2 separate regions of the Homo sapiens genome follow, and region 1 is linked to region 2. Evidence: chromatin contacts called from ENCODE Hi-C or POLR2A ChIA-PET data. All regions are on one chromosome and are shown on one strand. Each heading gives the region's core, a stretch centred on a gene start or an enhancer-like site at or near the end of the contact. The rest is flanking DNA. Distances are from core to core; before and after follow the strand shown. Region 1 overlaps FAM3B (FAM3 metabolism regulating signaling molecule B). Region 2 overlaps MX2 (MX dynamin like GTPase 2).

Region 1 (4,902 bases), core at 674-3,173, 50 kb after region 2:
ATTTTAGGCCCCAGTTTGGGGCACAGAATTCTACTTCTCAATTCTGGAAAGCCCTTGTGCTTTGGGGTTCAATCTCAGGCTCACACTCAGCCAATACAATTTTCGGCTATTGCTCTGCCCCTTGTTTAGTGACCACAAAATAAGGTGGAGAGAAGTTGCTGAAAGATGAAAGCAAATGCCAAAACTGCCCCCTTTTCATAATCAGAAAAGTCCACATCAAAAAGGAAAAAGAAATGTAAAACAATACTGCCACTGCAAACATTAAGATTTAGAGGAAGTGACAGGAGGGTAGACAGGAAAGTAAACAGTTAAGTTTAGATTGTTCTAAGTGAGTTAAGTCAGAATTTTTCAAAGTATGTGCCAAGGAACTTCAGTTTGGTAAGATGCTCCATGAAAAAAGGAATCTGATAAATTTGGGAAATGCTGTGGTCAGTAGCCCTGTCTGGGAAATTCACCACACAAATAAGCACTTTGAAGGTTCTTAGACATTCTGCAGCAAAGACACAGGTTTGGTTTACTTAGTAGGACACACTCTGAGAGGCACTGAGCTACATCCACTTCTAGTACAGTATTGAATGTGTATGTGTGTATTTCTTTATTCTTTTCCTCTTTTTTTTTTTTTTTTTTTTGAGACAGTCTCGCTCTGTCACCGGGCTGGAGTGCAGTGGTGCAATCTTGGCTCACTGCAACTTCCGCCTCCTGGGTTCAAGCGATTCTCCTGCCTCAGCCTCCTGAGTAGCTGGGACTACAGGTGCATGCCACCATGCCTGGCTAATTTTTTAATTTTTAGTAGAGACAAGGTTTCACCATGTTGGCCAGGATGGTCTCGAACCCTTGACCTCGTGATCCGCCTGCCTCGGTCTCCCAAGTGCTAGGATTACAGGTGTGAGCCACTGCGCCCAGCCTCTTTTCCTCTTTCTATAGGGAAATTATCTCAATTTCCTTTCACATTGCTGTAACTATTAATGCCACCCTGGGTTTAGGCTTTCTGTCCGGAGGTTAGTTTGTCTGTCCTAATTATGGTCAACAGTGGCTTTGTCTTGATTCCTTGAAATACTCCTTTGATTTAGGTTCTAGTACTTCTGTGGTTAGTGATTTAATTTTTTTTTAAAGAAATGCCATCTATTTTGTCATGATCTTTCATTCTTTTTCCTTAGAGAAGTACTTTGCTCCTGGACTTTCTGCTTGTCCCCAGAGGATGTCACTGAGAGACCCTGGCAGCCTCTGCCCCAGCTGGCTTCTCTTGCCCACCGCTGTGACAGACCTACACCCACTCACCTTGTGCTTCCGTCGTCATAGGTCACCATGAAGAGCAGGGATTTTGGAGCAGCACTCTGAATAAACTTTGTCATCGGTCCAGAGTTATCTATTGGGGGATGCAAGTCAGTTTTAGGGTCTTTGCTGTTCACTGAGGCTCTGCCTTGGGTGCTGGGCTTCCTCCTGCACCTGCATTCTGTGTCCATTCTGAATCCTTGGGGGTCCCAGCGCTCGCTGCTCAACCCTGCAGATGGTGTGCTAGCTCTGGACGTGTGAACATTCACTGGGGTACCATAGGGACTATCTGAGGTGAGTGGCACAGCGTAGAAGGAAAAGAACCTAACACTTGCAATAGGTGTTCAGGGCAGTAGTGAAAGGGGGTCAAGATAAGGAGCTTTTTTGACCAACAAACAAGAGAAGTGGAGCCCCTGGTAGAAAAAAAAAACCCTCCTTAGAAATGAGATCACCAAACTCTTAACAAGCAGCAGCCTGTGTGGCACAGGTGGAGTGTTCTCTGTAGTCACTGATAAAGGGCCACACCCACACCCACACCACGACCACTGAGCAGAGTGGCCTTGCAAACACACCGACGTGTGCAGGAGAGAGACTCCCACAGAACTCAAATACGAGACATGTGGACCGTGGGCAAGTCTGTGCCAAGAGACTTATCTATGCCTTATAAAATAAAGGTAAACCTCAAACCCTGTTACTCACCGCTGCGGCTCATTATTTACTGTTCTGCTTAGGTTAACTGCAGAGTACAACTGTGTCCTTCTTATTGGGTGGGTGCAGGCGTTTTCTATTCTTCGTCTTCACTATCTTTATAAAAACTTGTTTTTGAAAGTCTCATTGATATATAAAAATAAGAGGGGATAGTATATCCTGGCCAACAACTGCAGTCAAGAGTCAGTGCCTAGAAAGGAGAGACCATCGAGAAAGACTGGGCACCCGTGGGTTCCGGGAATGCTTGCCCTGAGCCCAGCAGAGCACTGTGAGTCACCAGGAGTAATCGTGACAGCTTTCAAAGGATGATGATATTTAGGGCTGGATGCTGGTGGCTTTATTTTACATATAATGTATTTGGCTTTTTTTTTTTTTTAAAAAAAAGGCTTTTTCTCTTTCTTATTATATCATGAGAGCTAAAAAGAGAAAGACTGAGGAAAACTAACAGAAGAAAAGACATTTCTAGATGATGCCTTCAAATGTTCTATGAATTCAATTAGAGTTTAAGAGGATCTACATAAGACCACTCTAGATTACTCAGGAGAGCTGCTGGCGTTTTTCTAGTAGACAAAATAAAAATGGTTGACATTTTTCTTTGTGCTTTTTAATCTTAATTTTCTGTTTAAAATTCATTTGAATTTTAACAGAAAAAATTTTCTTACCACCTTCATACATATCAAAACATCGTGTTGCTGTCACATTCCCAGTTACATCTGAAAATAAAAGAAATGGTATTTTAAAAGAAAGTTCACAGAACTAGGGCGCACTTGTGGCACCAGGGCCTGGGGAAGGAAATATTTCTTCCCTGTCTATCTCCAGCAAACACCACTGATGTAATGACCCAGCCTGCAGAGACAGGGCGGGCCCCTTGAGGAGAGTCCCCAAAACCAGGTCAAAGGAAAGTGCTGGAAGCTGTGCTAGAACTTTCTTCCAGTTTGCTTTGGGTTACACCTGATGGAACACTAATACCTCCCCCACCCAACTCATCTCACAGAAACACCAGAGACCCCTCACTCAGGCCCACCCGCCTCATCCCACAGAAACACCAGAGCCCCCTCAGCCAGGCCCACCCGCCTCATCCCACAGAAACACCAGAGCCCCCTCAGCCAGGCCCACCCGCCTCATCCCACAGAAACACCAGAGCCCCCTCAGCCAGGCCCACCCGCCTCTTCCCACAGAAACACCAGAGCCCCCTCAGCCAGGCCCACCCGCCTCATCCCACAGAAACACCAGAGCCCCCTCAGCCTGCCCACTTCCTACTTTACAGCCTCCTTCAGGGCTGTCAGATTGGGAGCATTTTATCTTCACTTCCACAGCCCTCACGTCTCGGGGCTATGCGGCCCACTCACTCACAGGGACGTTGTGGGAAACCCTTTCCTTCTCCTCTGGGCCCCTCAAAGGCAACTGTGAGAGAGCTTTATTCCAGACCTAAGAGAAAGGCCAAGTTTTGTTTCCCACGAGGTTGCAGTGGCTTTTATCACACAGAAGGATGAGATGGTCTATGGTGTCAGCCCCTGAGCAGACACTGGGACTCTGGGAGCAAATGAGAGGCTCAGTCCAGGACCACAGGCTGCACCCCCTTGGCGGCCCTTCTGGTGTTAACCCTAACTTTGGCCTATCCCTCTGTTTTTTTCTTTTTTTAAAATAAAGTCTATATTTGGTTTTCAGTTGTTTATTTGTTGTTAGAACCACAAATAATCTGTGAAGTGAGACTTGTAAAAATAATTGAGTATATAATCTTAAAATGCATTAAAATACAAACCTAGACTAAATCACGCGCAAAAGTCTCGAAAACCCAAGGTACCTTTGAAAATCTGACCAGAGAGCTTTTAGAGAAGTTTAAAGAAAATGTTTAGTAACTTACAGTTGACAATGGCAATGTTTATTCCTCTGGCAACATTTCCCAGCTGTTCTCCCATAAGTCTGAAATGGAGCTAAGCATTAGTCAAGTACCAAGAGGCGTGCGACTCTCCCCGCTCCGCGAAGTCTTCGCCTGACCAAATGTCAGTCTCATCTGCTGTCCCCCACCTTTTCCTTGAAAGTCTGCATTCGCCTTGGTGCAGCTCCCGAGACCGCCACCCCCATGTTCATCCACACACATCTATTCTCAGTGTCTACAGACTCAGTCCCTCAGGGGACCTGGACTCTCAGGGGACCTGGACACTGCATTCAATCTTATAATTTAGACAAATGGCTAGGGGGAAGAAAAACTAACATTTATTTAGCTCAGGCTCTTCACAGATGCACTTTATTGTTAATTTATTATCTATTTATTTATTGAGACAGGGTCTCACTCTGTCACCCAGGCTGGAGTGCAGTTGTGCAATCGTGGCTCACTGCAACCTCTGCCTCTCGGGCTCAAGCAATCCTTCCATCTCAGCCTCCCAAGTAGCTGGAAGTACAAGCGTGCACCACTACAACAGGCTAATTTTAAAAATTTTTTTGTAGAGACGGAGTTTTGCCATACTGCTCAGGGCGGTCTTGAACTCTTGGGCTCCAGTGATCTGCCCGCCTCAGCCTCCCAAAGTGCTGGGATTATAGACATGAGCCACCATGCCTGAGTATGTCACTTAATTTTTAACCTTTAAATTGTAGAATATGAAATGCCAAATTCAAGAGGATTGTGCCCTAAAATCAGGAAAACTAAATGACTTACCTGGAGATGGTAATTATTGCTGAAGATCACAGAAATTGTGTGTGTGCATGTTGTATATGTGCATGTTCCCATTGTCAAGTGTCAGAATCAATGACATGTTAGCTTTATGAAAATAATTTGGAAGGCTTCCTCCTTTTTCCATGCTTTGGAATAGCGAACACGGAACTTTAATATTTTGTTTTGACACCTTTACCTAAACTCCCCTATGAGTTTTCTAGGCTTAGTGCTTTTTGACAGGTTTAGAGACTATTCCATAATAACTTGAA
Region 2 (5,101 bases), core at 253-2,752:
GTCTGTAGTTGTCTGCTTTTGAGAATCCATAAAAATGGACTTATTTCTTACAAACCAATTATTTCTTAGAAGTTTGAGGCTAGAAGAAATTTTTTTTTTTTAGATGGAATTTTGCTGTTGTTGCCCAGGCTGGAGTGCAATGGCACGATCTTGGCTCACCACAACCTCCACCTTCCGGGTTCAAGCGATTCTCCTGCCTCAGCCTCCCCAGTAGCTGGGATTACAGGCATGTGCCACCATGCCCAGCTAATTTTGTATTTTTAGTAGAGATGGAATTTCTCCATGTTGGTCAGGCTGGTCTCGAATTCTTGACCTCAGGTGATCCACTGGCTTTAGCCTCCCAAAGTGCTGGGATTACAGGCATGAGCCACCATGCCTGGCAAGAAAAATTTTTTATACCAGGAAGTATTAACAACATATTGAAAAAAGAAAACTTGCTCTCTCAGTGGTCACTCCTTTTTATATTGCTAAACTGTTTCCTTCTCTTCTTTTTCCCCCCTGTTGACCAATTCAAACATTTGTTTTAATACTATGTACTTGTTGCTTCCCCAATTTGGAAGTTCTTCCAGTGAGCCTGTGACAGTGAGTGAGACAGTGTTCAGAGGGTACTTGTTTGCTTGTTTGGACAGATCAGTGGGGCATCTTAGCCAACTCCAGACCAAGAGAGTGACTTGGGCATGCTGTATTGATGACTTGTCACCCAACCCACGTGGCTCACTTGGATATGCATGATGAGTTCAGTGGTAAGTCTTTCTGCCAGTCGGGGAACCGTGGCTGACCCCTCCTCCAGGAGAACTCTGAAATGAGACAGACATTCATGCATTCAGGAAGGACTTGTGTACCATCTTGCTAGTACCGGACTTTGTGCGTGGTAGGTGAGCCCAGCTCCCCGGGGCAACACGTGCCATCAGAAAAGCCAAGTGGTGCATAAGAAAGACACTTGCCACCAGCCTGCACCCAGGCAACTGTGGGCCAGGAAGCTTCCTTCCCTCCTCCCTTTCTATCATCCCCACAAACTCATGAGGTAGGTCATCTTAGCTACAGGAAAACAAACCCAGCCTCATGGAGATTAAGTGAGTTGCCCAGATTAGTATTTTATTTCTCATCACAAAAGTATATATGGTGCTTACTAAGTGCCAGGCACCAATCTAAGGGCTTTATAAATATTAACACATTTAGTCATTTAACAACCCACTTTAGAGCAAGAAAGGCTGAGACACAGAAAGGTTAAGCAGCTTGCTGCATTTGCTTGCTGCAGCCACACAGCAGGCAGCGTGGCTGCAGCATGTTTGCCAATAGCAGGAATTTAGGATGAAGCACACAGGATTATTCCCCAGCACTGCCAGTGCCTCTTACTGCAAGGGACGGCTCCCAGCAAGCAGGCATGCAAGGATTTCAGATTTCCCAAAGACCTTGAGAAGCGGTTTGCAAAGGGAGGTCCCTGGACTGGCAACATTAGCCTCAACCAGGAGGAACCTGTTAGAAGCAGGAAGTCTTGGGCACCTCCCCCGGCCTCAGGGCAGAGCAGGACAGAGCTAGCACAATTTTAAGGAACTCTCCAGAGAGTCTGCTGCTCACTCAGCATGGAGAACCATGGGCCTGATTATTTTGAAATCTTCTCCCAGCTCAAGGAGGAGAGTTTTCTTCTCCTCATGTCCTCCAGTGCTATTGGAAACAGTATGTTTCATCCACTCAGAGCAGGAGCAGAGAGGAAGAAAGAAGGAACCGGGTGGTGTTTACTGAGTGCTGGCTGTTGGCGCTCAAGACCTTTGTGTATGTCGTGTTACGTAATCCTAACCACAATCTTGTGAGGCAGTAGTAGGATCCCCTGGAGAAGATGGGAAAGGCAAAATTCCGAGAAGGTGGCCCATATTGTAAGATCACATAGTCAGCAAGCCGTAGACCTACTCGGCCCAAATTCAGTTTTCCCATTAGCTCTCCTTCAAGCAGGAGTGACCTCTGTGCTCCTGGATCATTCAGGAACAACAAGTTCCAGAATGAAGGGGAAAAGTGCTCCATTCAATGGGAACAATCCCAGCGTCCTACAAACTACAGAGTCTCTATAGGATAATTTCTATTTAATAAAGCCAGTTATTATTAAGTTTCTATTTAATAAAAACAAGTGATATTCTGGCAAATGACTGTGGGCACTGGAGGCTCTAAAAACACGGAGAGTTCCATCGAGCAGGTTTTCCTGTGTGCCGTTTACGGTGGTACACACGGGTTTCTGGAAGTTAGGTGCTCTGTGTTCAGTCCTGTTCCCATTCACTATTTGTTTGACCTCATTATTCTTATCCATGGAAATGGGAGAAACTTCACCTGCCTTATGTATCTCTTAATATAAGGACTCAAATCAGAAAGGAAGTGAAAACATTTTGGGAAACCAAAGAGTTCTACGCTTTATGTCATGACACATTCCAGTTTTTAATCAGCACCATCATTGGAATCTAAGAAACAATAATTTGTCTAAATAAGCCAAGAAATCTAGCACAAAAATCAGGTGAGGCTAGGTTATACTACCTTGTGTAATTTGTGCATACACTTTGGTCATGATCTGGGCCAACTCTTGCAGATGGGCTGGCTTTCATGGAGTCTAATTCCAGAGCTTTCCTGAAGAGTCTCACCTGAAATATGGATGTGTTTGAAAGAATGTAATTTCTTTCTTGGTTGCCTCTGCCAAGCTCAGCCTGTTTGTGATCTCCTGCTGGCCCCGGCACTTCACAATCATGTAGCCCTTCTTGAGGGGGTACGTGAGGTTCCGCACCACATTCATGACGCTTTTCTCAGTGCCCCTGTCCATTAGATCTGGTTTGGTCAGGATACCTGTGAGATGGTTAAAGAAGGGAAATGGAAAGGTCAGTGATCCCCTCAAACAGGTTTGACTCCTACTGGACTATGGGCTCCTTTTTTGGCCAACAAGGTCTTCTGCAGTCTTGATCCTCCAGTGCCTCATTCCATCCTCATTCCCTCATTGCCCCTCTTCTTTGCATTTCTATTGGCTCGCTATCTCACCCTCTCACTCAGTTCATTCAGTGTCCTGGATAGTTGACTTAACAAATATTTCGTGGATGCCTACTGGGTGCCCAGCACTAAGGCAGCATGCATGGTTAGAATGGACTGGCTCCATGCACCATGTTTCCAAGAAATGCCTTGTTCCCTACTGAGGGGAGTCCCTCTCTAGTGTCTCCTGAACAGACTCACTCCGCTCCCTCTTGTGGGCACCTCCTCTGATCTCCTCCTTCCCACTTTCCTCTCCCCCTCCTCTGTCCCCACTCCTTCCTGCTTGCACTGGATTGAAAACTTTGAATTCCAAGTGCTCTTTTTTGTTTATGTTGCTTGAGTGTCAAATTGCCACTGCATTTCTTGTTTGTGTATGTTGAAAAGCACTTTTCTTTCTTCCTTCTTTCCTTCCTTCCTTCCTTCCTTCTTTCCTTGCTTCCTTCCTTCCTTTCTCTCTCTCTCTCTCTCTCTTTCTTTTTTGAGATGGAGTCTCGCTCTGTTGCCCAGGCTGGAGTGCAGTGGCTCACTTCAACCTCCGCCTCCCCGGTTCAAGCGATTCTCCTGCCTCAGCCTCCTGAGTAGCGGGGACTACAGGCATGTGCTACCACGCCCAGCTAATTTTTGTATTTTTAGTAGAGATGAGGTTTCACCATGTTGGCCAGGCTGGTCTCAAACTCCCGACCTCATGATCCACCCACCTCAGCCTCCCAAAGTGTTGGGATTACAGGCATGAGCCACCGTGCCTGGCCTTATCTTCCGCTATTTTGTCCTTCGTTTTAATTTGTGGGTAAGTCTGGCTATCTGGTCTACTATTCTTGAACCTCTCTTTCCAGATAAATTAATCTAGTAATATACGAGAAATAAAGAAGAATGGATATTGATAAGGGCTATGCAGAGAATTAACATAAAGTGACGTGCTGGCAAATGACCGTGGGCAGCGGTGCGTGATGTAGTCTCAAGTTGGGTGGACAGGGAGGTCCGCTCTCAGAAGGCAACATTTGGACTGACATCTGAAGGAAGGGAGGAGTCAGCCTAGTGGGGAGGGAGAAGGAGCACTCCAGACCCTGGTTGAGAGGGAGCAGGGATGGCAGAGCCGTATTGGAGGGTCATGAGCAAGGCAGAGAGCGGTGGAACTGAGATCAGAGAGGCAGGCAGGGCCAGGTCACCTGGGGCTCTGCTTTCTAGATAAAGGAGTCCGGGGTTTATATGCATGTGAGATGGCAGCAGGAGAGAATGTAAACAGAGAGGGGCATGACCCGATTGACATGTCTGGAGGCCAGTGGAGAGGGCACTGCCATGGGCAAGGTGAGTGCTCGAACAGCAGGAGAATGTTTGAGCAGACCAGGCAGGAGACCATGGTGGCTTGGTCTAGGCAGTGACAGTGGGGATGGAGAGCAGTGGATGGATTTGGCACCCGTTTTGGAGGCAGAGTCACCAGGACTTCAGATACATTAGACTTGGAGGCAAGGGGAGGGAGGACTCAAGTGGGACTCTTTGATTTGGCTTTAGAACTGGGTGGGCGGATGGGTTCTGTGAATGAGGTGGGGAAGCCTTGGAGAGGAGGTGAATCAGGATGGAGTACGAAACCAAGAGTTCTGTTCTGGTCACGTTTAACTGGAGACATTGGCCAGACAGCCAAACGGAGTTGTCCAGTTAAGCAAGGTCAGGGTTAGAGATACAGATTTGGGAGTCACTGGCATGTAGATGGGATTACAAACCACAGCCGGATAAGATCACTTAATGTGATGATGCGTTGATAGAAGGAGAGCCCAGAACCAAGTTTTCCATACTTAGAGGCCTGAGAATTGAAGAGGCATGGAGACAAGGAGTCTAAGAATGTGACTTCCAGCTGGCCAGTGACGGAAGCGACCCGAGAGAGAGAGAATGGTGGAGGAAGGAGGGAGTTTCAGGAAGGAGGGAGGTTCAGGAAGGAGGGAGTGGGCAACTGGGGTGACTGCTGCTGAGAAAGGAGAGGCAAGGACAGAGACGTGACCATGTGCTCCTCAGTGCAGAGGGTGTGGGTGACCTCGACAGGAGCAGTCTCTGTCTTAAGAGGGCACAGGAGCTCGGCTGAAGCCAAGGGAGTAGATAACATCCATAG

The links. A loop is a pair of places that touch in the nucleus more often than their neighbours do. ChIA-PET counts read pairs that join two places held with the same protein, here RNA polymerase II (POLR2A). Pooled maps may share reads with other maps.
Region 1: a pooled map shows a loop between it and region 2 (1.8-fold over the local background). The contact joins two enhancer-like sites. A Hi-C loop is called at or near these places in 3 of 168 maps with a recorded cell type or tissue (CD14-positive monocyte and breast epithelium) and 5 of 50 pooled maps. POLR2A ChIA-PET finds 5 or more read pairs at or near these places in 1 of 52 experiments (common myeloid progenitor, CD34-positive).

What each region holds. Positions count from the first base shown.
Region 1 is chr21:41,343,477-41,348,378 of GRCh38, reverse strand. It overlaps FAM3B (FAM3 metabolism regulating signaling molecule B), which reads right to left. Exons shown (of 8, transcript NM_058186.4): 4 at 3,845-3,903; 5 at 2,643-2,693; 6 at 1,279-1,366. Among named protein-coding and RNA genes, the nearest start is that of MX2, 16 kb to the left of the region's middle. Within about 2 kb of position 1,923, at least 4 of the 41 ENCODE cell types and tissues checked have a DNase peak (open chromatin) inside an H3K27ac peak, as active enhancers do.
Region 2 is chr21:41,393,309-41,398,409 of GRCh38, reverse strand. MX2 (MX dynamin like GTPase 2) reads right to left here. Exons shown (of 14, transcript NM_002463.2): 7 at 2,625-2,823; 8 at 719-797. Among named protein-coding and RNA genes, the nearest start is that of MX1, 30 kb to the left of the region's middle. Within about 2 kb of position 1,502, at least 11 of the 41 ENCODE cell types and tissues checked have a DNase peak (open chromatin) inside an H3K27ac peak, as active enhancers do.